Regions from separate parts of the Mus musculus genome. Here all the other regions are linked to region 4. Evidence: chromatin loops called from intact Hi-C (ENCODE). Cell type or tissue: heart. All regions are shown on one strand.

Region 1 (5,000 bases), 80 kb after region 4:
GTCCAGAAGAGGGCATCAAATCTCCCTGGAGTACTGGGGTTAATGGCACCTATGAGTTGCCCAGCATGGGTGCTAGGAACCCGACTTGGGTCCTCTTCAAGAGGACATGTTTTTAACCACCAAGCCATCTCTCTAGCTTTGTCTTCCTGGCCACTACAAAGAAGAAGGCATGACTTACTTCACTCTCCCTGACAAAATGCTTTCCTTTACCTCAGTCCCAGAAATAACAGAGCCAGGCAACCGTGCTCTAAAAACACTGAAACCGTGAGTCAAAACATTTCTTTCCACTTTCAAGTTATTATAAGAAGTAGAAAACTGTGTGACACAAAGCCCTTCCCTCCAGGCTTCTGATGTGTCTCCTCTGGTCTTACTCTGTCTACATCCTGGACTCCCTCTCCACAGTATGCTCAGAAAAACTTCTTCCAATTGGCTTAGTTTCTGTCCATTGGGCAAGTTTCTGTCCATTGTCTAAGTTGCTAATACTTTAAGGTGTTCAGCAATGTGCTTTTTCATTTTAGCATTTATTCCTCCTGTGGGCCACTCCCCATTTTGGTTCAACCTGGCCGTTTATAGGCCTTCTCTGAAGGAAGACATAAGAAGAAAGAAGAAGGAAGGAAAGGAAGTTGCTGATTCACTTTGAGCTTTGAATATTTAGGCATCGATAAATAAGGATCTTTAAGGGTACAGCTTCCCGTTCTCAGAATAGAAAAGGAGCCTCAGGCTGGGGAGTAATAGGAGAAAGATGCAGATCAATAAGACATAATTGGAGGACTCAAGGACAAGGTAGCAGGACGTGCAGAGGCGGCTCAGCCTTTGACGGCATCATCATCACAGTCCTTTGATACTGTTCTACAGAGAACTGTGGATATACCAGTGTTTATTTGACTGTGCATCTCACAGTGCCTAAGCAGAGCCCCTGGTGATCTCCTCTCCACAAGAGTCAGGATCTCACCAGTGACTGCCGAAGAGATGTTGTTAAGCCCCAGTACTGTACTAGTCACCCAGAGGTCCATAACCACACTGACTACCCAGTGACTACCTGAGCAAGCACAGTATGTAGTATTGGCACACAAGTATGACCAAGTAAGGCCATCACTTAGAGAAGTTGTAGCTCAGCAAGAAAGTAGGCAAAGAAAAAAAAAATACTTGATCCCTGTGGGCAAATTGAAAATAAAAATGTGAGTTGGGTGATAGTCAACCTGGGGAGACTGGAAGCTACCTGAACCACCTCTTCAGGAAGCACAAGTCTTCTAAGAACATGGGCCCTGTCTGAAGCTCTGTCCTCTATCCTAGTCAGATGACTACCAATCGAGTCCAAGCATATTCTAGTTTAATTTCTGTGGCTGTGATTAAAGTATCCTGACCACAAGCAACTTGTGGGAGGCAGGGTTTCTTTCACTCATAATTCCAGGTTCTAGTTCATTGTTGCAAGAAAGTTAAAGTAAGGACCTGAAGCACCCTGGAGTAAAGAGATAGAAATGCCTGTGATGTAATGCACTTCCTCTACTCCTATGTAGTCAGGGCCAAAAACTAAGGAAAAAAAGTGGTACCACCCACTTTTCGCCTGGATCTTCCCACATTGATTAAAGCATCAACACACACACACAGACACACACACACACACAGACACACACACACACACACACACACACAGACACTGCCACAGGTCAATCTGATCTAGACAATGCCTCATTGAGACTCTCTTCCCAGATGATTCTAAGTTGCATCAGGTTGGCAATCAAAACTGATCATCACAAGGCCATATACAAACTCAGCAGAAAGTTCATGACCAATGACGACACTGCCACAAGCTAAGAAAGTGTGGACACATGGCATAAGTCCCCCATGATGGTTGTCTTAGGGTTTTACTGCTGTGAACAAACACCATGACCAAAGCAAGACATATAAATGACAACATTTCATTGGGGCTGGCTTACAGGTTCAGAGGTTTAGTCCATTACCACTAAGGTGGGAACATGGCAGCACCCAGGCAGGCATGGTACAGGAAGAACTGAGATTTCTACATCTTCATCTGAAGGCTGCTAGCAGAAGACAAGCTTCCAGGCAGCAAGGACAAGGGTATTAAAGCCCACACCCAGAATGACACACCTACTCCAATAAGGCCACGCCTCCAAATAGTGCCACTCCCTGGACCAAGCATATAAAAACTATCACAATGGCTTTCTCAGTCTTGTCCCCTGACATCCTTACCCCATCTTTCCTCCTGGACAAGCAGACCAGAGGTTAGTCTTTCTGTACTCTTTTATTGCGATCAATACCAGTCAGGCTGACCTAAGGGGGGTGGGGGGAAGACTTATTACAAGGATCCAGGATGTCTCTGAGGACCCAGCTGATCAGCTTGACTCTTTACCAGGCAGGTATAACAGTGATCCAAAGGGAACAAGACAGGCAGCTTTGCAGACTGGCTTCCAAAGTCTCCCCCTGTGCCAATCCTAGCTGAGAAGGAATGCAGCTGGATGCTAGCACATGTGGTAAAGAACACTCCAGGGTTTTCACTGCCAACTCAGGATGAGTCAACACCATGAGGTGACTGCCAGAAAAGCCAACGTAATCTTGTGCTCATAAAAGAGAAGTGAGGATACAGCCTGCAGCACTGAGCAACACCCACCAAGGACCACAGAATAGACAGGGACCAGGGAGGACCAGAAATCATGTCCTACCATGAGCACTGGGGTATACTCGGGTGTTCCTGTCTGGTATAGGTTTCAGAAATTGGAGAGAATATCATGGGCTATGGTTTAATGGATTGTAGTCTGGGGTCAGACTGTTTGTTTGAATTGAAACCCCAACATAGGCAGACATTAGGTCCTTGCCACGCATTAGTAATGGACTTCTATTTTACTGTCGCCATAACCTTCTGAAGCTATAACCACAGTCAGTCCATATCATACAGATGAGACAACTGAGGGATTGAGATCCTTGCCAAGGACTACACTGCCAACAGGTTGAAGAAAAGGCTTTGAATATAAGGAGAGTATACTTTTGTTTATTCCCCTACATAGTACCATGTAAACCTGAATCCTTTTTTTTTAGTGTGTCCCAATGCTGCATTAAAAATCACTCAACACAATAGGGTGGTCGCACATATGCACAACACAGCTGTTGTGACAGTATGCACAAAACCTATGCTAGCTCAAGCCAGATAAAATTCCAGCATGAAGATAGGAAATGGGAATGAAACTCAACCCCTAGCTGAGAGACTCTGGGTAATCAATACCTGCTAGGAGGCGGAGCATCAGTTTTCTTTAAGGTTATAGCCTTATAGGTCAGTCAACCCCAGTAGCCACACATCCAAGAGCATAAGAGTGATGCCATTTGGATTTGATATGTTAAAAATAAAATAAAATAAAATAAAATAAAATAAAAGACAAAGGTGGGCAAGTGGGGAAGGGGAGTGTAGATCTGGAAGGAGTAGCAGAGGGTAAATGTGATCAAAACATATTATACAAAATTCTCAAGGAAAAATCACCTGAAGATGTAAAGGCTTAACCCAGATTAAAGGTCTATGTGTTCGCAGACCTGAAATCTTGATAGGACATGCTTATCTTTGCTCTGTTCAAAATCATATGGGATGGTTTGAAGCTGAGGCTAGGGCTAGGTCTGAGGCTGGCAGACAAGATGGGAAGGAAGCTGTACTCTCCAGTTGCTGCCTAGGAAGGGAAGATGGGAAGGCCTAGCACAAGAAGAGCTGGCTCTCGTTGGATGTCACCCTTTGTGGGATCTCCTCATGAGCATGAGGGTTATGAAGCAAACAGACATCTCATATCCTATATCTTGGCTCCCTGAGGACATGTCCCCAGATTCTCAATCACTTGTGCTCAGAGGTCATGCCATGTCCCCTTTGTCACATTCTGTTGGCTGAGGCAGTTGCAAAGATGCTCTTAGGTTCACGAGTTGGGACTCTAAATCAAGTACTTACTGAAGGAGTGTCACCACCACAAAGGGGACCATGTGGGGTGGGACAAACACCAATACACTCATTTTGGGAGAGACTGTCTACAGCAAGCATTCTCAGAATTCCAAGGATGGTCTGAGTGACTTACAATATGCCTCATCCTCACCAAACTCACCCCAGAATTCTGTTCTAGAAGGCATCTCAACCCCATCCTACAGAACAGAGAAAAGAGATGAACATTCAGGCCCTTTCATCTTGTCACCTGTGACTGGAGGATCTAGGAGCCCCAGGAGTGTTTGACCATGAAGCCACCTCCATGCACCCACATACTAGATGGTGACCACAGAGGCAGCTGCATGCATGGTGATGGACTGTGGGAGTCCTGACATCTGCCCGTCAGGCTTCGCCTCAGCCTTGCAGCTCAGAAACCATCCAGCCTTGGGCAAAGCTTTATTTCTCTGTGCTTTGATATTTCTGGAGAAACCCAGGTGCTTGCCTGAAGAGATGAATCAAGACAACGCACGTAAGGTGCTTTGTGCATTGTCTGGGAGCCAGTGAGGATTCTATAAATGTCAGCTTGCTGTCTTTACGGAAGCAACACAACAAAGACGTTTTCAAAGACAAATCTGTAACCACAACCAACAGTACAAATCATACACTCTCAAGCCCAGTTACTGCTCTCTGTCCATTGATGTCGCGATACACGCCTGTGTCAGGACACGGCGACAGAACACTGCGGGGCTCTCGCTGGCTGGGACAATCACACCCCTCTTCTCTCCTCCTCAGATAAACAAGCATGTGGTGGTTCTGCCTCCAAGAGCTCTGCTGTCCTTCCCTGAAGGGGGCCTCAGGTGACTCAGCTAGAAGGACATTCAGTGACTCATCAGGCACCAAGGACTGATTAAACGCCCTCAGATCTTGGGAAGGGAATAAACACCCAAGATACCCAAAGTTCGTTACCATTTCCAGACCCCAGAGGCTCCTCAGACAGGAGACCATCGACTAAATAATCAACTGAGCTTCCTTCCATGAGAGCGGAGGTGTTAGTCATTTGGTACACACACATCCCAGTGTGTGTCAGTAT
Region 2 (5,000 bases), 74 kb before region 4:
AAATTTGGGCTGGAGAGAGCCAGTGGCTGAGATTGAGCATTCTGAGCAGGTCCGCGGAATCGAAGTCGAGGAGGCCGCTCCACTCTCCGCATGATGCATTGCACCTGTAAGCCTGCAATAGCGCACTCATTTCTCATTCACGAGGAGAATGGGGCATTTGTAGAAAGAATGGGTCTGGGGCAGGCAACTGGGGACTGACCAAAAAGCAAGCAAGCTGTCAACCTGAAAGGATATGATCACCTTCTAAAATAGAGTTCTCATTGCCTCCCACGCTCTGATTCAAAAGCTGCTGCTTAGGGGCAGAGACAGGAGTGGCTAAACCATTGGACCGAAAAGAATAATTGGTACAAAAGTCTGCATTAACCTCCATATCTATGTGGCCAGTAGAGCCAGCCTTTACTTATCCGTAGTAGGAAGAACGATTGAAAGTGCTCATGTAGAGCTTCAAAGTGCTCACATGAAGATATTAAAGAGCTCTGAAAAAAATGCGCTCAGTATGCATAGGCATGCCAGGGGTTGGGAAAGACAGACAAGCAAAGAAATGAGAGGTCCTCTCCTGCTGGGGCTGGACTTCAGGTAAAGTAGGCTTGCTTTCTAAGAAGAGGAATATGGTCATTATCAGCATAGAGTCAGCTCGAGCCTGGGTGCTTCTGAGTCATTCAGCAGGACTCGGAGATCTGGAGGTGGCTTTGCCAAGCACCTGTCCTGCCAGGTCTGCTCACACAGGTCTGCATGGGCCTTCAGAAGCTGCAGCACTGCCCACTGAGGCCAGCCCACTTGGACCACAATTATCCAGGATGGTCTGGCTCCTAGGCTGATTCTCCAGGGACTGTGGCATTAGAACGTCAAAGAAAAAAATCCCAGCAATGTGGCTCTGAGCCCACTCTGTTGACTGAGACTCTAGACAGCTATGCCTGCAGTTGGGACTGAGAAGTTTAACTTGTTTTTTTTTTCATTGCGTTGTTTTGTATTACATTTGTGGGGGGTCATTGTGTTAGTTTAAAGCCATCTACGTGGGGGTGAGAGAATGTATTAAGAACTTGGACATTATGAACTGGGAGAATGAGATCCAAAGCTGTCACTGAGGAGTGACCTTGGCTAAATTAGTTAGCTTGTTAATTCTCAATCAGCTCATGCCAGGTGACCAGTAATCCCATGTTACGTGCTGTTGAAGGGGTGGAGCATGACAGGACTTTAGGGCATTCAGTACAGTAATTGACATAGGGAACGAGATAGTGACAGGTTGGCAAGAATGCTGACATTGAGGGCCAGAGATTGGAGATTGGAGCAGACAGAACCTGGCCTGACTCCTGGTCTTTGAGCCTGAGAACTTGCCAGTAGGAGATAAGAAAGGGCAGGAAGAAGTTAACCTGAAGGCATTAAGGTCAAAGGGAGCACCCTGCTTCCAGGCTGCTACAAACCATAGCCCTTCAGTCAAATCCAGCCCGACATCTATCTGTAAATAAAACCCTACTAGCAGGGAGAGCCACACCCTTTGTTTATACTTTGTGTATGTCTACTTTTAAATGAGATTGATAACTCCGGATAATTGTGACCCAGACCATCTGGCCTACAGACTCTCAAATATTTGCCAGTTTGTTCTTTCTAGAACAAGTTGGACAATTTCTTCCCCAGGGAGCTGCAAAGGAGTCTCATTTTATCCTGAAGGGAACATCAAAAGAAGAAATAGAATAAATAGAAGACAGGGACACTGCCTATGTTGTCATGCATGGCTAACATAAACATGCACACATGGATACATGCATGCCCACACACTTACACGATACCTGTGCTGTTTTAATCTTGTGCCCAACAAAGACTTTAGTCCCCATGGCCAAACTAGTGAAAGTTGCTAGAACCCTTATGATCTTGTGGGAAACCCTCAGGTTCCTGGAAATGTCCCTTTGAAGTAGATTAAGGGATTCCAACCTGTCCCTTCTCACTTTCTTTCCTGGAGTCTGAGGTAAGTAGTTTGTTCTGCTCCAGCTTTGGTCATGAGGACCAAAGCAATGTGTTGCTCGATCTTGGCCTGGAACTCCAGCATCACAAGCCAGAATAACCCTTTTTGCTTTATAAGTCGATCATCCTAGGTGTTATGTAATGATAACACAAAGATGACTAAGACAACACCTTTCACCACAACCCCCACATACCCAGGATTTGACAAGGATTTACCTGGCCTGGGGTATGGAAGCCTCTTAGTCCCAGTCCTGGCTCTGCCACTTACCAGCCCTGCCTGTGACTGTGGGCAGATCATTTTAGTTTTTTAGGCTTTTGTGAAGTGGGGAGCTTGGATTGGTTTAGGCCATTTACAAATATCATACACACACTAAGCTCAGGCCTGCAATGCAGAGGCTGTTGATCTTAATGTGTCTGTTAGGGATGTAAGGAGGGAGAGACAAAAGGAATTGATAGGACTCCTAGATATCAATTTAACCACTTTAGCATTTTGTATCAGACTAATCCCCCGAGAGTGGCATTCTTAATATCTACACAACCTTGCATGGTGGCAAAAGGGAAGTGTTGGCTTCTATTATGAACTGAATTTTGACGCCGGTCCCCAGTTCCCATGCAGAAGCCTGTATCCATTACTTTCGCTGCTGTAAAAACCATAACCAAAAACAACTTATGAAAGAAAGAGTTTATTTAGATTTATGGTTTCAGAGTGACAAGAGTTCATCATGGTGGGTGGGAGTGGGTGAGGCATGGCAGAAAGTGGCAGACATGACAGGAGGCACGGCAGCAGGCAGGGTGGCAGGAGCAGGGAGCTGAGTGATTGTATCTAATGGCAAACACAAAGCTGAGAGAGTAAACTGAGGTTAGGGCCAAGTTCCAAACTCTCACAGCTCATCACCATGACATACTTCCTCCAGCAAGATAACATCACCCAACGATTCCATGACATCCCTCAGACAGCACCACCAAGTGGGGAGCAGGTGTTCAGATACAGGGGCCTCTGAGGGACATTTCTCATTCCCATCTCCACAAAGCCCTCACCTCTGATGCGGTGCTATTTTAACATAGACCTTTAGAAGAATGCCTAAGTTTAAATAAGGTCTTAGCTATCTCACCGTTCTCTGATGAAGCTGTACCCTCATAAGAAGAAGAAGAAGACACTGCAGAACACAGTCTCCTCCTCCTCCTCCACCACCTCTGTCATGTAAGCACGCCATGTGAATACATCCAACTCCAAACCTGGAAGAGAAGGGGCTCATCCCACGTCTGTACAGGCACGCTGATCTCACACTTTCCAGAAAGGACATGAAAGTAACTTTCTGTTGTTTAAGCCTCTCAGCCCCTACCGTTTGGTCTGGCAGACCAAGCTCACAGATAAAATCCAATTCCAGATTGGATGACTTTGTGAGAAGTGACATGGCAGTCCTTAGCTCCAATGGCTTCTCCTGCAAATGCTGACTAGGAAGGCGCAGTGACAGATGCTCAACACTGCTATGGTCATCTCTGGTAACTGTCAGTTTCATCTCAACTTGTTGTTGTTGTTGTTGTTGTTGTTGTTGTTGTTGCCTGTGGGCTGGTTGAGGCAATATCTGAGGCAGTGGTCTCAAGACCAGGAAGTCATTATTCCCCTCTCAGGCCCATGGTATTATGCAAATCTAGCAAGGCTTGAGTTCTCAGAGTTGAATAGACTTGAGGTCAGAATCTACTTCCAGCTGTGTTACTTTCTTCAAGTTACCAAAACTTTAGCAGGTGGTTGCATGATCCATACAATGGGAATAATAACAGCAATTTATCAGGTCAATATGAAGATTAAAGACAATAAAACATATTGGAGCCTCACTCATGAAGCCATACAACACGCATATATAGTGAATGGGGAAGTGACTATCCTTTACACTATAACAAAGCACCCCAAAACTTAGCATCTTAAGACATTGCTCATTCGTTATTTTACATTTTGTTTGGGGTAAGAATCTGTGTGTTGGTTTGGTTTTCTGCCTCTGGGTCTAAGGCTTCTTACAATATCATAATGGGAAAATGGACCTGGGTGGCAACTTCACCTGAAGTCTTGCCTGAGGGTGGGTCTGCTCACTCAAGAGGCTGTTGGCAGAATTGTTTGTAGCTGTAATGTGGACGGTCTCATTTTCCCATCACCTCTCTTAATGTATTACTTTGTTAGTGTTTCCATAGAGAAGCTCAAACCGTGTTAATTGGTTTCCCATAGAGCAAAAAAGGGAGCAAGATGAGGGGACAAGGGGAGGGCGGGGAGGGGGAAAGGGAGGGGAGAGAGATCTATTGTAACTCAGCCTTAAAACTGATATTCTAGCACCTTAAGCCACATTATATTAAAAAAATAAGTCTAGCACCTCGAACAGGAATTTCCATTACCAATGTCATTTCCCTGGAAGGAAGACCAGGAGATTCCTGGAGGCCACCTAACAGGCTGCTGTCAATGACAACGAATGAAAGAGAGCAAGAGCACACTGGGGAAGGAGAACACTGCACATCCTCATCATGGGTGGATTCTGTGTCTGTGCATTTCCCTACCTGCTCAACTCTATTATTAAAGGATCAATACTCACGGCGCCTTTACAGCCACTCAAAGACAAGCAGACTTGCCCAGTATGGACATCCCTACCGGAGGTGTGACAATCAGAGGACACTTAGACTTTTTTTTTTGCCCAGCACTCATGCCATGAACAGGTCTCATCAGCTCCCAGACTGTGAACATGTCCCTTCAGGAGCCTATTACTGCCACATGTTTTTCCCATTTGTGTACTTTTTGTGGGTGATGTCCCTGTTTCAAATGGCCCTTGTACACACTGGAGAGAGACTAATGGTGGAAAACGAAGAAGGCTGTGATGTGAGTCGGAGAGGCTTCATTTAGGCATGACTCAGAGAGCTGTTGCTTTTAAGTTTGACGGCAATACGTCCATAATGCATATGAATCAACTTGTAACTTGTCTTTAGATAGAAACGCTTCGGACCTAAGTTATGCGCTGTTCAGCTCATGAAAGTTTGTATCAGAGTCTCAGAGGAACGCC
Region 3 (5,000 bases), 410 kb before region 4:
CCAAAGGTCCCAAGACCTTGAGAAGGCGAATCATTTTCCTCTGCAGTGGGATGCAATCACTGCTGGGGCAGAATTTTAAGCTCTTTCTACTTAACACCATTGGAAGGAATATTTCTGAATGGCAGTAGCCTGCCAGACTTCCTTAGGAAAGATCACACAGACAGTATGTTGGATAGATTTTTTTCCTTAAAAAAAAAAAAAAAAAAAGGAAACTCTTGGTAAACATTCACTTCCTTCCCATTCATCTTTTTCTCTCAGAAGCAGTGTGACTTTGGAGTCATAGCTGCTGGAGGGGTTTGGCCACCCCTGAGACCCTGCAGGTATGAGGTCTGTGGTATTTAGTAGTGTCCCCTCTTCTGATAGCATGCCTTGAGTACATCCTTCCATTCATTTCCCTCCAGTTCCCATCAGAGATAGGAAAAGATATCAAAGCAGATCAATGCACCAGAGAAGGGACAAGGATTTCCCAAGCCACGTGAACAGCATGTCACAGAACCTTCTTCTCTGTTTACCATTTAGCCAGACCTTGTCTCCCCCCCCCCCCCAGCAGGAATCAGGCAGCCTTTTGAACTTATCAGGACCACCAAGCTAAATAAGATGGGCACATTTTTGTAGGGGGTGGGAAGCTGGTAGCACTGAATTCCATCTTGCCTGGGTTTGGCGTCTTATCGCTGAAGGTGAGGGTCAGCTATAATTAAATTCTGAACATTTCATAAATTGCCAGAGTTGGGAGCATTTTGGGGGTGAAAACGGAAAATATTTCGCTTTGAAATCCCAAGCTTCAGAAACTTAAAGGCCCATGGAAGCTGTGTGGCTGTAGGATGCTCCTATTATCTGGTAAGAACGACAGTGCAGAAAGGGGAGAGCCAGCAGGGAGGGAGGAGAGGAAGACCGCAGCCTCTGCAAGGCTGAGAAACGTGGTCCCTGCAAATATTGAATGAACACTGCCTTTCTCTGTAGGAGCCGCCTCTCTGCTTCCCCAATGCCGCGTCTGCAGTAACTACAAACTATTTGGTATTCTGTGTTAGTGACGCTGCCTTCTCAGATACATCGTTACTACCGAAATAACACTGGCGAGATGTTGGAGCCCAGTGTCCTTTTTAATTATTAAACTGAGGCCAGTGACTGAGTCATTCCACATCCCAGATTCTCCTTCCGTGCTTCTATTTCAAGTGCCTAGTATCTTAGCTTTTTTTTCACCAACACCTGAGTTGGTTCTTAGCCAGTTCCCCAATCTGCAAAGCCCTTGCAGAACAAATAGTATTATCCAGTCTCCAAACACACACTGATGGCATAAAAATAACCAAACCCACACAAAAACTTTGGTGTGAGATCATCAGGAAAACCAATGTAGGTCTACCTCCCCTCTGCCAGCCCCCAACTTACCAAGTGGGAGAGCGATGAAGAAGGGGAGCCAACATAAGATGAACATTCCGACTACAATGCCCAAGGTTTTGGCTGCTTTCTTTTCCCTGGAGAACTTAAAAAGTTTGACAGCTATGGAACTCCTGGGGTTGTGGCCCTTGGCCTTGGTACTGCTGAGGGTGTCCTCATGAAAGTTCTTAGAGTGGATTCTCAGGGTCAGCTCTTTGGAGTTGGACATTTCCTTCATGACTCCCGCCTCCAGATTCTTGGTGGTCCTCTTGGCCACGATGTAGACTCGGCAGTACATGACCAGGATGACCGCCAGTGGGATGTAGAAGGAGCCCAGGGAGGAAAAGAGGGCGTAGAAGGGTTCTTCTGTGACCCCACATTCTTTGTCGTCATTGGGCGCAGGTTCTTTCCATCCAAGGAGAGGCCCGATGGAGATGACCGTGGACAAGACCCACACACTGAGGAGCGCCAAGATGGCCTTCCTGCGGGTGACCAGCGTGGGGTACTGCAGAGAGTATCGCACCCCAATGTAGCGGTCAATGGAGATGGCACATAGGCTCAGGATGGAGGCCGTGCAACACAGGACATCAACCGCTGCCCAGATGTCACAGAAGATGCGCCCCAGCACCCAGTAGCCGAGCACTTCCAGGGTAGCGGAGAAGGGCAGGACTGTGAAGCTCAACAGCAGGTCAGCAATGGCCAGGTTGACAATGAAGTAGTTGGTGGGCGTCCGCAGGTGCCGGTTGCAGGCCACCGACAGGATGACCAAGATGTTGCCCACGATGGCAAAGAGGATGAAGGCGCCCAGCACCAGGCCCACAGAGATGGCCCTGGTGACGTCCAGCTGGGGCAGTGTGGAGTTGCTCGAGGTCTGGTTGGGGCCAGTGAAGTTGGCATCTTTCAACTCTCCCCAGTGGGCAGGTGCTGATGTGTTGTGGCCGGTGTCCAGATCGGGATTCATTTTAAAGTCCGCCCTCCATAGCCAGGGAGGAGATTGGGCTCGGAAGGGCTGCGACCAAAGCTCCTCAGCTGCCCTGAAACTTTGCTCCCTCCGTGGTCTTCTTTCCAGAGGCGTCCTCCTGGCGAGAAGTCATCTCCCCCGGGCAGCCTAGCCCGGCAGCACGTCGCCTGCCTGCACCCAGCGGCTCGCTCGCCTGTCAGAGGGAGGAGGAGGAGAGAGGGGACGAGGCGGCAGCTCCAAGTTTAATGGTCCACGTCAGGCGCGCCTGGCCGGGCTGGCGCGGGAGCGCGGGGAGGAGCGGGCGCCGGGCCGGGGGTGCCCGGCTGTGCCCGGCCCGCGGCGGGTCTACGGACCGCGGTGCCTTCTCCGCCCAGCGATCGCGAGGAGGGTCTGCTTTCAATGAGCCGCCTCTGGGCTGACTGCACGGCGGTGACATCAGGCGGGGAAGCCCGGGCGCCCTGACTCTGTGCGGCACTAGGGGGCAATGCGGGTCCAGCCAAGGAGCGCAGCCCCGACGCCAGCGCCAGCCTAGTCGGCTTGGAGACCTGCCGCGCCCGGCACCGCTCCCTCTGCGGGGATGGGGCGGGGAGCAGAGCAGGGGATCCGGGTGTGGGCATCCCGGTTCATACACCCCAGGGGGCCCGCTGGGATTATTTTTTCCCCCTGTTCACGCTTCAGTTAAAAGGTAGGGTGGGGATGCTTACCTCTAATGGGGGCTCCTGGAGTCAAGCCATGGGTTCAGAGAGATGTGCAACTTCTACACAACTGGCTTCTACAAAAGGAAGAAAATCCCTGCGTTAGGCAGGTGACAGAGACTTGAGTCACATCTGAGACCAGGCGTATACTTTAGTTCCCCCTTGCAACCTCTTTGGCCTTGATAAAACCTAGAAACTTCTGTTGCTCATTCATTCGTTCAGTTATTCCCTGCACACATTCCTTCAGTGGATTGTTAATGTCCACCTCCAGGCAGTGGCTCCATTCTAGGCACTGTTCTCCAACAGTTAGAAGGGTACCCAGATTCCTGACCGGCAAGTGGAAGCTTATCAAACAAGCAAAATCTGAAGCGAGACATCTAATGACAGGAGTTTAGGAGAAGATTAATTGAGGACAGAGAAATGCAACCAGGGTATGGAAGAATATGAATTGGATTTTTTTTTTTAATGACAGAGTATGATGTAGCTCAGGTTGCCCTCCAGCTCACTGTATAACACAAGAATACCTTTGAACTCTTGATTTTCCTATGGCCACCTCCTGAGTGCTGGAATTACAAGCATGTACCGCCGTGGTTGGTTTATTTGATACTGGGGATGGAATTCAGGGCTTCGTGCATTCTAGGCAAGCACATACTCTACCAAGTGAGCAGCATCTCTAGGCTGAACTTGACATTTTAAGAAGGGGCTTGGGGTTGTCACTAAAGAGATAGTTGAGGGAGGGAGGGAAGGAGGGAGGAGGGAGGGAGGGAAGGAGGGAAGGAGGGAAGGAGGGAAGGAGGGAGGAAGGGAGGGAAGGGTGAGAGGGAGCTAGTTGTATCTCTGGGAGTAGAGAGTGAGGACTGATTGCCAAATCCTGGGGAAGGGACTTGGGGGGGGGGGTCTTGCCTGTTGGCTCTTTTCTTGTATTGCCTTGTATACATGTAGGCTATTAGGCTACAAACCCTATTTCCAGAGGTGGGTAATTACAAAAAGGAAGAAGAAAAAAGTCAAACCAGGGAAGAATTTTCTTGTTTGTTTGTTTGTTTGTTTGTTTTTAGAAAGAAGGTCTTCAAAAAAAAAAAAAAAAAAAAAAAAAAGAAAGAAGGTCTTCAGGTTGGTTTTGAACTCAAGATTCTCTGTCTCCCAATACTTAGATGCTAGACCATGTGCTACGTTCATGCTGCCTTTTCTCCCGACTTGATGAGAGAACTAGTCTCATTTTGATTTCTGTTTTGAGGATGGGACCCGTGTGATAAGGGAGTTGAGCCGTTTTTTTCAAGTACATATGCCTATTGAGGAGAGGAAGGGTGAGTTGGAGTTGAATGTCATTACTGGGTTTCCTTATTCTAGTGCTGAGTACTGAGCCATAGAAGAGTCACCGTTTCTATAGGAGCAAAATAGGGGATAGAGTAAATGTTATAACTTGGGCTTTTTTTTTAAATGGCTCATTTTGGGGCTCAAGTTAGTGCTACTGGGAAGGAACCCACATTTGCTGAGCTCCTACTGTTCATCAAACATTTACTTATTTCTCTCCCCTCCTCTCCTCTCCTCTCCTCTCCTCTCCTCTCCTCTCTCCTCTCCTCTCCTCTCTTCTCTTCTCTTCTCTTCTCTTCTCTTCCCTTTTCTTGCTGTGTAGCTCACACTGGTCTTGAGCTCACTATGCAGACCAATATTGTCCCAAACCCCAAAATCCGTTGGCCCCCACCTCCCCAGTGCTTGGATTACAAGCATAAGACACCACACCCAGCTTACTTATTTTCTTTTATTTTTCTTTAACAAGTCTTTGAGAGAGAGGCATCACTGCTCTCTGTGGACACACGAGAAAACAGTAGATCAGAGAGTTAGTCATATGCTAGTGACATGAGGCAGGGGACAGGGCAGTGGCTGCTGAATTGCAAGGAGACACCTGATACCCATTTCTTCCAGTCCACAAGCCATGGCCCAGGCTTCTAATTTCTGCTTTTGATAGTCGC
Region 4 (5,000 bases):
CAGCACATAGTATCACTCAGTGGGTATCCATCAACTGAATGCTTGCAAAACCAATCAGAGAGCATGTCATACGCCAAAAGAGCCTTGTGGCTGTTTGGAAGTCAAAGAACACCCTCAATAATGGAGATAGCATGTCATCTGAACCTGGCCTGAGTTGTTTCATGGATACAACAGAAGCAAGAGAGGATTAGGACTTCAAGAATAAGGACTAACACACACAAAGGTTCCATGACTGGAATAACAGTGAGTAAGAATGAATGGAGATGAGAATAGAGTGGAGATCAGGCTGGGGTCATGAGGACAAGTGAGGGTAACACATGAGATTAAGAGTGCAAGAGGAACAACTGAGTCAAATTGCTGTTTTGCAAGAGGTTTATTAAGAGTTATTGACAAGAGTTGAAGAGATAATAGCTCAGCTGTTAAGAGCATTGGCTGCCATTCCAAAGAACCCCGTGTTTGATTTCCAGCACCAACACTGTAGCTATCAACCATCTGTAACTCCATTTCCAAGGGATTTAATGCCCTCTTCTGGTCTGATAAGTACGTGGTACACAGACACATATGTGGGCAAAATCTCCATACCAACCTCAAAAAAAAAATGCTTAAAGAGCATAGATAGTCAGAATGACAAATGCTCTAAAAGAATTTCAGAGTCACAAAGATAAATAGGGGTCCTTTCTTACAGGTTTCAAAGAGGTCCATGTCAGGCAATTGATAAGTAGTCCACTGTACCAGCTTGCAGTCTGCTTGTCTATGATTCCCAGTTAGGAAGGAAGAGGTAAAGGCTCATTGCTTTAGTCAATGTGTTTGCAGCATACAGTATGTGCCTGGCTGCCTGGGGGTAAACTTCATAGGAAGACTCTCTTGTAGGGAGATTATCATTTTCCTGTAGCAAAGAGAATTAGAGTCAGCAGTGAGGATGGGGATAAACAGACAGACAGACAGACAGACAGACAGACAGACAGAGGCAGTCAGACAGATATTTGTTTCAGTTAAGTGTGGCCTGCTCTAGCCTGAACCTAATACTGAGCTGTGAGCTTAGAAAAAGCTATCTGGGCCACACATTCTACTGTCTTGTTTGCCAATTCAATATGAGAAAAACAAGCATCCCTGCCTTCCAGGTGACTGTACCTCATGTAGCTCTGCTTCCACAGTAACAGTGCATGTTGCTCCACCCTTATCTGATAACACAAGAGACAAGAACGTGGGCTTTAAGATTAAGCAGATGCTAGGCACCTATTTGGGCAGTGCCACCTTCTCCCAGGAGGTATGGAAACAACTGAGCCTCCCTACACCTCAATAATTTCATTTCCAAAATGGGAATCACAATGCTACCCATCCCCACCCCAGGGAGTATGTGAAAGACCAAGTAAGGTGATGGGCACACAAAGCTTAATGGGGAGTGTTTTAGAATGGTTGTTTTGTTAGTGTTAAAGCAACATTCTCTTTGGAATATGGCTCATTTTTATCCACCTCCTACTGCTTGTGAATGAAGTTAATGTAGGGCCACCTGTTCTGTATTAGTACATCAGAACAGCAAATGGATTCAGACTCAATGTTATAGACCATGTGTCTCACCCAGGTTGGAAGGAACCTCCAAGAGTAAATGACTCAGTTTTCCTCAGTTTACCCTGTAGAGCCTGAGGACAGAGACACCAAACGCTTGCATATGGCCCCACAGCCACTGAGAAAGAAAAAAGGTTAACCTTTTCACCTCCAGACTCCTATCAATGCTCCAGATAGAGCTGACCACCTCCTGCTTACAGTTGCCAAGAACAAGGGTAAGATTAAATCAAGTTCAAATGGCAACTTTGCAAAGCCAAGTCCTGCAGAGTGTGTGAGGTTGCCCAGGCCCTGCCCTCCTTGGCAAGCCCAAGGGGCCTGCTTTGCTGTCCTCACACTCTGTCCAAACCTTCTGCAAACTTGCTCTGAGAATAGACCTGCCCTGCAGCCCTCCTGACCCAAGCAGGAGATAAGCTCTCCTTAGCCTCGTGTCAGTTTTCAGTGAGAACAAGGCCTGGGGACAAGGCCAGAACTAGCAGATACCAGACAGAATGTTTTTCTTTCCTCAGGCTCTTGTCCCCAACAGAGGCAGTGAGCTACCTTGACCTCACCCGGGCAATGGGATGTTTCTGCCAATGGCTCTGGAGACAGTCCCTTATCTGGTGATGACTTTAGGCGCTCAAAGCTTCCCAGAATTCACCCACTTTGTCCAGGATGGATGGATGACAGAAACAGGGACTGGAGGTGGGGGATGGGGGTAAGGGGAGGAGTGGTGAAAAGAGAGGGGTTGGGGGGGATGACTAGGGGAGGGTAATAGGATGCCGAGAAAGGGCTCTCAGTAGGAGCCTGTTCTCTTCCTGGAACTTACCCAGTACTTCTCCAAACCCACTGATGTAGAGACATAACTCTTCTGGCCAGAATGAGACCCTCCCTGAGCACTCACCTGCTGCCCTCAGTAAGACGCAAAACATCTGCTGAACCTACCAGCAGGACAGAATCCCTTATGCAAAAGAGGCTATATGATATGCACCCTGGTTATCTGCTTACCACTAACCTGCCCCACCTATTGTCAGCCAGGCTGTCAGCCACTGTGAATGGAGATAGTGACTAAAAAATGAATCAGATCCTCTCTCTCATCCTCCTTCATTCTTCAAATATACTGACACCACCGATTTTCCAGGTACAATCTTAGCATTCAGCAGCACAAATGTGGAAAGGGTGTACTACTTCAAACCTGCTTGTGCCAAGAATTCGATATCAATTCAATTGCTTATTAGCAACAGGTAGCTGTCACGATTCAAGTTGTTCACTATTTCACATCTGTAAAGCAGGCATTACTTTAAACAAATCTACGAGTTTATTAAGACCCTTAGGCAGTGAACTCAATCTAGCCTAAAGGAAATTCGGATTTTATTGGATCATATCCTTGAAGGCCAAAACCAGAAGTGTCTTCAGGAAATAAAATGGCAATCCCTTTTTTCCCTCCTCATCTTTCTTGCTCCAAATCTTTGCTCTCTGCCCCTCTCCATTCTCTCTATCCATTCTTTCTGATCATTGATTGGGTACAATTCCTTGTTACAGAGTGGAACAGCCTTCCAGTGAGACAGAGACCATTGTTTCTTCCCATTTACCGCAGAAGCAACTGATAGCCAGAGACATTCCAAAAGGAAAATAAATAAATCTATTGACAACCTGTCTTAGTTAGGGTTTCTATTGCTGTGATGAAACACCAGGGCCAAGAGCAACTTGGGGGGGGGGGGAACGGTTTATTTAGCTTACACTTTCAAATCACTTTCGTCATCAAAGAAAGTCAGAATTGGAACTTAAACAGGGCAGGAACCTGGAGGCAGAAGCTGATACAGAGGCCATGGAGGAGTGCTGCTCACAAGCTTGCTCCACATGGCTTGTTCAGCCTGTTGTGTTGTTGTTGTTGTTGTTGTTGTTTATAGGATCCAAGGTCACCAGAACAGGGATGCCATCACCCACAAAGGGCTACCTTGTCCCCATCAATAACTAATTAAGAAAATGCCTTACAGTTTTGCCTCCAGTCCAGTCTTATAGAAGCATTTTCTTAATTGAGATTCCCTGCTCTCAGAACACTTTAGCTTGTGTCAACTTGACATAAATTATCTAACACATAACCCTTGTGATAGTTAACCTAGACTGAATTAAGAAACACCTATACAGTACAGACCTCTAGATGTGAGGACATCTTCAGAGATGTTTAACTGAGGTGAGAAGATACTCCTCAAATGTGGGAGATACCACCGCACAGTTTGGGGTCTTAGACTGGCCAATGCATTTGACCCACAAGCCTGATAACCTGAGTTTGATCCCACTGTGGAAAGAGAAACCAAGTCTACGAGACTCTCTCTCTCTCTCTCTCTCTCTCTCTCTCTCCTTCCTGATCCACCTAGATCATGATTCTGCTGTCACCACAGCAAAGCACTATAGTGAATTGGTCCAACGCTGCTTGTATTCTAATGCTAAATACAGGTTGCCCGCAATGAGGAGATCCTCATATACTTGTGTGATGCCATGTGAACCTTCTCCCCAAATTATCCCTGATTGGTAAATAAAGACATTGACAGCCAATCGTTGGGTAGAAGAGACATAGGTGGGGCTTCAGGTTCCTGAGCTTGGGGTCTGAGGAGAGCCATGAGTGGGAAAGAGAGAGGAGTAGATGCCATGGGGTAAGAATCATAAAATCATAGCCATGGGGACTGGCCAATTTGATTTAAGAGTAGCCCAGATGAAACATAATAGGTCATAACATGGGGTTATCTATGGGAAAGTAGATTCTAAGAGCATAGAGGGTAGATATATGCCCAGTTCTTGTGCTGATTAAGGCTTATTATAAATAATAAAACTTGTATGACTTTTATCCAGGAACTGAATGATCAAAGACAGGGTAGATGCCTCAGATTGAGATTAAATAGTTTTTCAACAAAGAGCCATTTTAACTGCCCAGTCTTCCCCACCGAGAGGGACCTCATCCATCATTAAATTTGAGTAAAAATAAATTCTTCATCCTTTAAATTGGCCATGACAATAATAGGGAAAGCTAGTATATCTCCACAGCTCACAGGTGGGATGTGAACCCAAGTTCACTTGATTCCACAGTCTGCACTTTTTCTACAAGTGCATTCTGCCTGATAACAGCAAATTATAGCTTGACTAAGTGGTGCAAGGATGAACTAATCTTCCCTATTTATAGACAGAGCAAAGCTTCTCCCAAGAAGACAGAAACAAGTACCAAGATAGGAAACTGTTTTCATGGGTCCTTCATGAACACATCCTTTGCTTCCAAAATGGCGGGGATGCTAGAATCCAAGGATAGAACTTGTCACAGCTGCTACAGCTGCCAGAATGGAACCCAGAAGACAACAGATATAGCAACATGGGAGATTCTAGTGGCCAAAAAGAAGCTGCTTCGTGGTACAGAGACCCAACAACATCAAAAGGTCTGCAGTGAGACAGTGACTGACAGTATCTGC
Region 5 (5,000 bases), 88 kb before region 4:
TGACTCCAGCTCCAGGAATTTCAACATCCTTTTATGGCCTCCACAGTTACCCTCACACAGATGACATATGTCCTCACACAGACTCAGATGCTATTCATAAGTTAAAAACATTTCTTGGGGGCTCAAGAGATGCCACAGAAGTTAAGAGCATGTATTACTCTTGCAGAGGACCTGAGTTGGTTCTCAACATTGGCATTTAGGTGACTCCCAACCACCTATAACTGGAGTTCCAGGAAGATCTAATGCTTTTGGTCTCTGTCAATTATCCATATTTGCTGGTTCTTTGCTGGCAGGTCCAGGCGAGATGAGAGAGGTCACTTCCCTGCCAGAGTCTCTCCGGGGCTGAGCTGGATGGTGAGTGTTGAGGCCCGGAGTCTTGTTGAAGCAGGAAGTTTATGGCATCAGCCTCTCACTTATATAAGTTCAGAACATAGGGAGGGGGATTTGGAGTGGGGTGATAATATAGGTGAATGATGATATTGGGTGGGCTGAAGATGACATAGGAGGCAGGGAAGGGTGATAGGGGGGTATGGAGTGACTGACAGGGCCAATGGCAAAGCTCTACATCAACAACAGCAGGGCAGAGGCAGGTCAAACAGGTCTTGCTGAGTCACCCCAATATGGAAGTGACGGAGACAGGTCTTGAAACTGGAGCCAGGCTTGGGTTTGTCCTCAAGGCCCAAACCAGGGCCAAAATGGGGCCCAACACATATTGTTAAAAAATAATAAATCTTTTAAAAGGAAAGAACATTTATAGTACATTTATTTATCATAGCACCAAAGAAACCAATAATTGGAATGTCAGGAATGAAAGTGCTGATAGTGTTACTCATTCCTCCTGGGCTGCCTTGCTCAGCAGAGGCAGTGAACTGTAGTTGTTTATGAACATAGCATGTGCACCTTTAATCCCAGAACTTGGGAGGCAGAGGCAGGCAGATCTCTGTGAGTTCGCCGACAGCCAGGACTACACAGAGAAACCCAGTCTCAAAAAGCCAAACCAAAACAAACCTCAAAGAAATAACAACAAGAACAAATATCTATCTGTAGCCTGTGGCTTGACTGGAGTGGCGGCTTTATGGGGGTGTAATTGATTTAAAATATACATGATTCCCAAGATGTGTGTATTTTGCTGTGTATAATAAGGTGTATTTGCACCTTAGAAAGATGCCTGGTGGGGATGAGGGGATCTAAAGGCCACGCCCCCTGCTCCTGGAACTCTGCCTGCTTCCACTCAGGACTCCCTCCTGAGACTCTTTCCTGGCTCCTCCTCTGTGACTGATTCTACTTTTGCATATGGAATATTTTGTTATCCTTTGTACGTCTTTTAAAAAGTATTTCCCGGTAATTGTAACAAGCACAATTAGGCAGAAATACATAAAGAAACTCCAGTCACATAGTGGTATATGACTAAAATCCTAGCACTTGGGACCCGAGGCAAGAGGATTTCTATAAGCTCAAGACCAGTTTGGGCTAAGAGCAAGACGTTGCCTCAAAATGTGGAAGGAAGGAGGGGAGGGAGGGAAGGAGGGAGGAAGAAGGAGAGAGAGGAGCAGGGATTTGTTACCATCTGCCATTCAGTGGTATCTCCTTGAAGAGTAAGCCAAACAGCCCCTCACCATTCCCAACTCAAGAGAATATGGTGAACTTCCAGTTATCCCGCACGGCAGGACCATGGACTGTATAAGACCACTCACTACGTTTGACTAGACTACAGAGCAAGGGCCCCGTGCTACAGCATTCTGATTTCAATTCACAGGTAGAGAAGGCCTTCACCACTGTGGCAGGTTATAGGGATTGATGCCACACTTGGGGGACATCTGACACACACACATGATCTGCACCCTTTCTTTCATATTCCTCTCTCTCTCTCTCTCTCTCTCTCTCTCTCTCTCCCAACTCCTCACATTGTGTACTGGCAGGGCATATTTTTTTCTCATCATTTTATTTTTTTCCATAATGACCAATATCCTGCATCCTAGTTTTTAAAATGAAATGTCTTATATCTTCTTTTAAAAATATAAAGTAGGATTTTGCAAAATGACTCTTCCTTCAGTTTTCATGTGCCCCATTGATACTTGCTTTACAGCTACACAAGATGCTAACAGCTCCTTTCCACATGGACTCAAGAGTATGGATGTATATTTTGTTTTTGTTTTTATTTTTTTCTACCTGTGAGAGGTTTATTGGGAGTGGGGGGAGATAGTGGCAGAAAGAGAAAAGGGAAAAAGAGCTGGATGTATATTTTTGAATGGAGGTCAAGTTCTAATCCTTGCCTTGCAGTAAACAAATTTGCAGAGTTGCCTAACTTCATCTCTGAGTTCAGTGCCTTCTGGGGTAAAGTCAAACAACTAGGAAACAGAATGCCGGGAGGTGGGGAAATTATTCTGTGTCTCCTGGGAAAAAACTGGAGCTGTATTTCAGACGACAGAGTCATGTAATTTGGAACTTGTAATTGCTTGTCCCTTTCATACAAGATCTACCTGACTAGGAGTCTGCACACATGTACATGGGTGTATGCAAACAAACACACACACACACACACACACACACACACACACACACACACACACACACACACACTCCAGAACCGGCTGAATAAGGCTTGGAACAAATTCTTTCTCATATAACAGAACTGTCTTTTCCAATGTCAACTTGCAGCTTCTGAAGAGAATTAATTCTGCTTGGCAACCACGTTTTCCACCAACTCAAGGCTGTCTACCCTGGTGTCCTCTGTCACCAATCAGGAAATGAGGAGATTTAAGAATGAAGTGACCTGCCATTTGAGCGGCATATTGGCTTCTGGAATGTTCTCTTTATCTTCCTGGCAAGTTTCCTGGAAGAACATGCCCCTGGCTGCCCCCAGCACTGTTGCCATCGCACTCCTGTGGTATGTGAGGTGGGGGTGGGGAATCTATGAGCACTACAGGGTGGCCTGGAGACCTGCCCGAGCTTCATTACCAGAGAGGCCAGGCTGTTTGATCTCAACCAAATGAAGGCTCAGAAAGTGTTCATTTTGCGGTACATCCAAATTTTCTGTGTCACTGACCCTCCTTCTCCTCAAAGACCCAGAGTGGAGAAAGCTTAGCATGTAAATTCATAAACATGGCACATAAATTAATCATGATTCAGGTTCTGGGGTTTTTTTTTTAATAGTTAAAAAGGTCATTGCAAATGCCATGACACAGCCTGTCTTCCTATAATGAACAGCTGCTTTCCCAAGAACAGCTATGCTAACCAACTCAGCCTGCAATAACTTCTATCACTTATCAGCAAAGGCCTTGCACAATTATGTCATTGACTCCTCATTAACCTTCGGAGATAAATCCTATTACTATCTTTATTTTATAAACAAAGAAACTGAGGCTGAGACCTTAACTGCCCCCTCCTTGTACTATTCTTTATGGAATGTGGATTCAAAGTCTAAGTCAAAGAAATCCAATTTCTGGAGCTTTCCCTTAATCATTCCTCCTGACTCTGCGCTTCTGGCCTCAGCATCCTGAGTGTGAGATTAGAGATGCTTGTTTTATGTGTGAATGATTCCTCTCTCTGTCTCTGTCTCTGTCTCTGTCTCTTTCTCTGTTCTCTCTCTCCCTCTCCCTCTCCCCCTACCCCCCCCCCTCTCTCTCTGATGAATGTCTTTGTGTGGATATTTGTGTAAGTGAGCACTGGCAATCTGTCACAGGGTGCATGGGATTTTCCATGTTATTTGAAACATGCCTTCCTGGTTGCTTTGCTCTGAGTATTTCAAGCTAGCTGGCCCGAGAGTTTCTGGGGATTCTTCTGTGCTTACTCCCCAGCTCCACAGAGGAGTGCTGGGAATATAGACTATATTACCACACCCAGTGTTTCTGTCTTCTAGGGATCCAAACTCCTGTCCTCAGTGATTCTCTGGAAGCATCTGAGCCACTAAGTCACTGCCTCAGCCCTGATCAGTGAGTGTCAGACATAAAACAGGATCCCTTGACTTCTCATTCTTAGGGCTAAATGAGAAAACTTGCATCATCGACAAGTAACACTGGCCAACAACAGGCAAATCCTACAGAGAAGCCAAAGCTTTGTCTCTCTGTTGTGTGAGAGTAAAGTTTCTGATTCGGTGATGCCAGTTCCACTGTGGCTGAGAAAACCCCCACCATCTCCCAGTTAGAACAGTGCCCTAATTGGTTCCTGCCACTCTATCCAGCTTACATTATGAAAATGCACATTAACAGAAATACCTGTAAACATGGACATATTCTCAGCCATGCATAGGACAGATCTTGTTAGGCAGCTCTGTTCCCCTGTCTCCTTTGGCCAGGTCTGATGCTAAGTCCCACAGTTTGTAGAATAAGACATTGATCCCCTAGTATTGATTTGTTACCTAATTGTTTCCAGCCAGCAGAGAGAACTGGGGAAATGATGTCCTGAGGAATAGCCACAGCCCCACAGCCTTCTCCCTGTGTCTCTTACTAAGGCAAGGTAGTTGGAGCGACACTCTGTGTCTTCACAGAATTCAGCTGTGAAAATGCCAAAGAGGGAAGGATATATATTGTAAAGGGGACTTATTAGGGTTGATTTACACTATAAGGTTTTCATAGTCAAACAATGGCTGTCTCACACTGGAGGGAACAAATCTGGGAGTTGTCCAGACCATCACCCAGGGTATCTCAGCAATCCCAATCTGGCACTGAAGGCCTTGAGGATTCCTGGGGTGCTGGTGATCTTCAGTCTACTTTGGAAGCCTGAAGAAGCTGGTTCTAACCTGAGGAAAAGAATGAAACACCAACAAAGTAGGCGAGTTTGCCAGCAAGAGTGAAGATAAGCAGGCAAAAAGCAAACTTTTCTTTCAACTCTCCTTTTATTTGCACTGCCACCAGAAGGTAGCACCAATATTTAGAGCAGATCTTCTTTCAAATAATTTGATCAGAAAGTCCCTAACAAAAGTTCTGGTGGCTTGTATCCTGATTGATTCCAGATCTAGTCAAGTTGCCAACAAAGATTACTCATCACAGCTCCTGTGTTAG

The links. Hi-C counts contacts between places; a loop is a spot of excess contacts. Peaks named below come from ENCODE experiments on the same cell type or tissue, not always from the same donor. Only the 100,000 strongest peaks of a DNase experiment are listed, where the experiment ranks them.
Region 1: a loop joins it to region 4, with 10 times the contacts of the local background. A loop is called at or near these places in 6 of 42 quality-filtered maps.
Region 2: it touches region 4 in a loop (6-fold over the local background); 5 of 42 quality-filtered maps call a loop at or near these places.
Region 3: a loop joins it to region 4, with 6 times the contacts of the local background. A loop is called at or near these places in 3 of 42 quality-filtered maps.
Region 5: a loop joins it to region 4, with 2.5 times the contacts of the local background. A loop is called at or near these places in 3 of 42 quality-filtered maps.

What each region holds. Positions count from the first base shown.
Region 1 is chr11:44,321,008-44,326,007 of GRCm38, forward strand. No RefSeq gene overlaps it. Among named protein-coding and RNA genes, the nearest start is that of Il12b, 77 kb to the right of the region's middle. In heart, no CTCF peak of the experiment used is centred here; a DNase peak (open chromatin) is centred at 2,534.
Region 2 is chr11:44,167,079-44,172,078 of GRCm38, forward strand. No RefSeq gene overlaps it. Among named protein-coding and RNA genes, the nearest start is that of Gm12153, 210 kb to the left of the region's middle. In heart, no CTCF peak of the experiment used is centred here; no DNase peak of the experiment used is centred here.
Region 3 is chr11:43,833,754-43,838,753 of GRCm38, forward strand. It overlaps Adra1b (adrenergic receptor, alpha 1b), which reads right to left and starts at 2,736. Exons shown (of 2, transcript NM_007416.4): 1 at 1,387-2,736. The coding sequence starts at 2,335. In heart, CTCF peaks have their summits at 2,196 and 2,815 (motif pointing right); DNase peaks (open chromatin) are centred at 2,278 and 2,848; H3K4me3 peaks cover 3,047 bases; H3K27ac peaks cover 1,063 bases; H3K27me3 peaks cover 2,061 bases.
Region 4 is chr11:44,241,427-44,246,426 of GRCm38, forward strand. No RefSeq gene overlaps it. Among named protein-coding and RNA genes, the nearest start is that of Il12b, 160 kb to the right of the region's middle. In heart, no CTCF peak of the experiment used is centred here; a DNase peak (open chromatin) is centred at 1,955; H3K27ac peaks cover 321 bases.
Region 5 is chr11:44,153,414-44,158,413 of GRCm38, forward strand. No RefSeq gene overlaps it. Among named protein-coding and RNA genes, the nearest start is that of Gm12153, 200 kb to the left of the region's middle. In heart, no CTCF peak of the experiment used is centred here; a DNase peak (open chromatin) is centred at 2,848.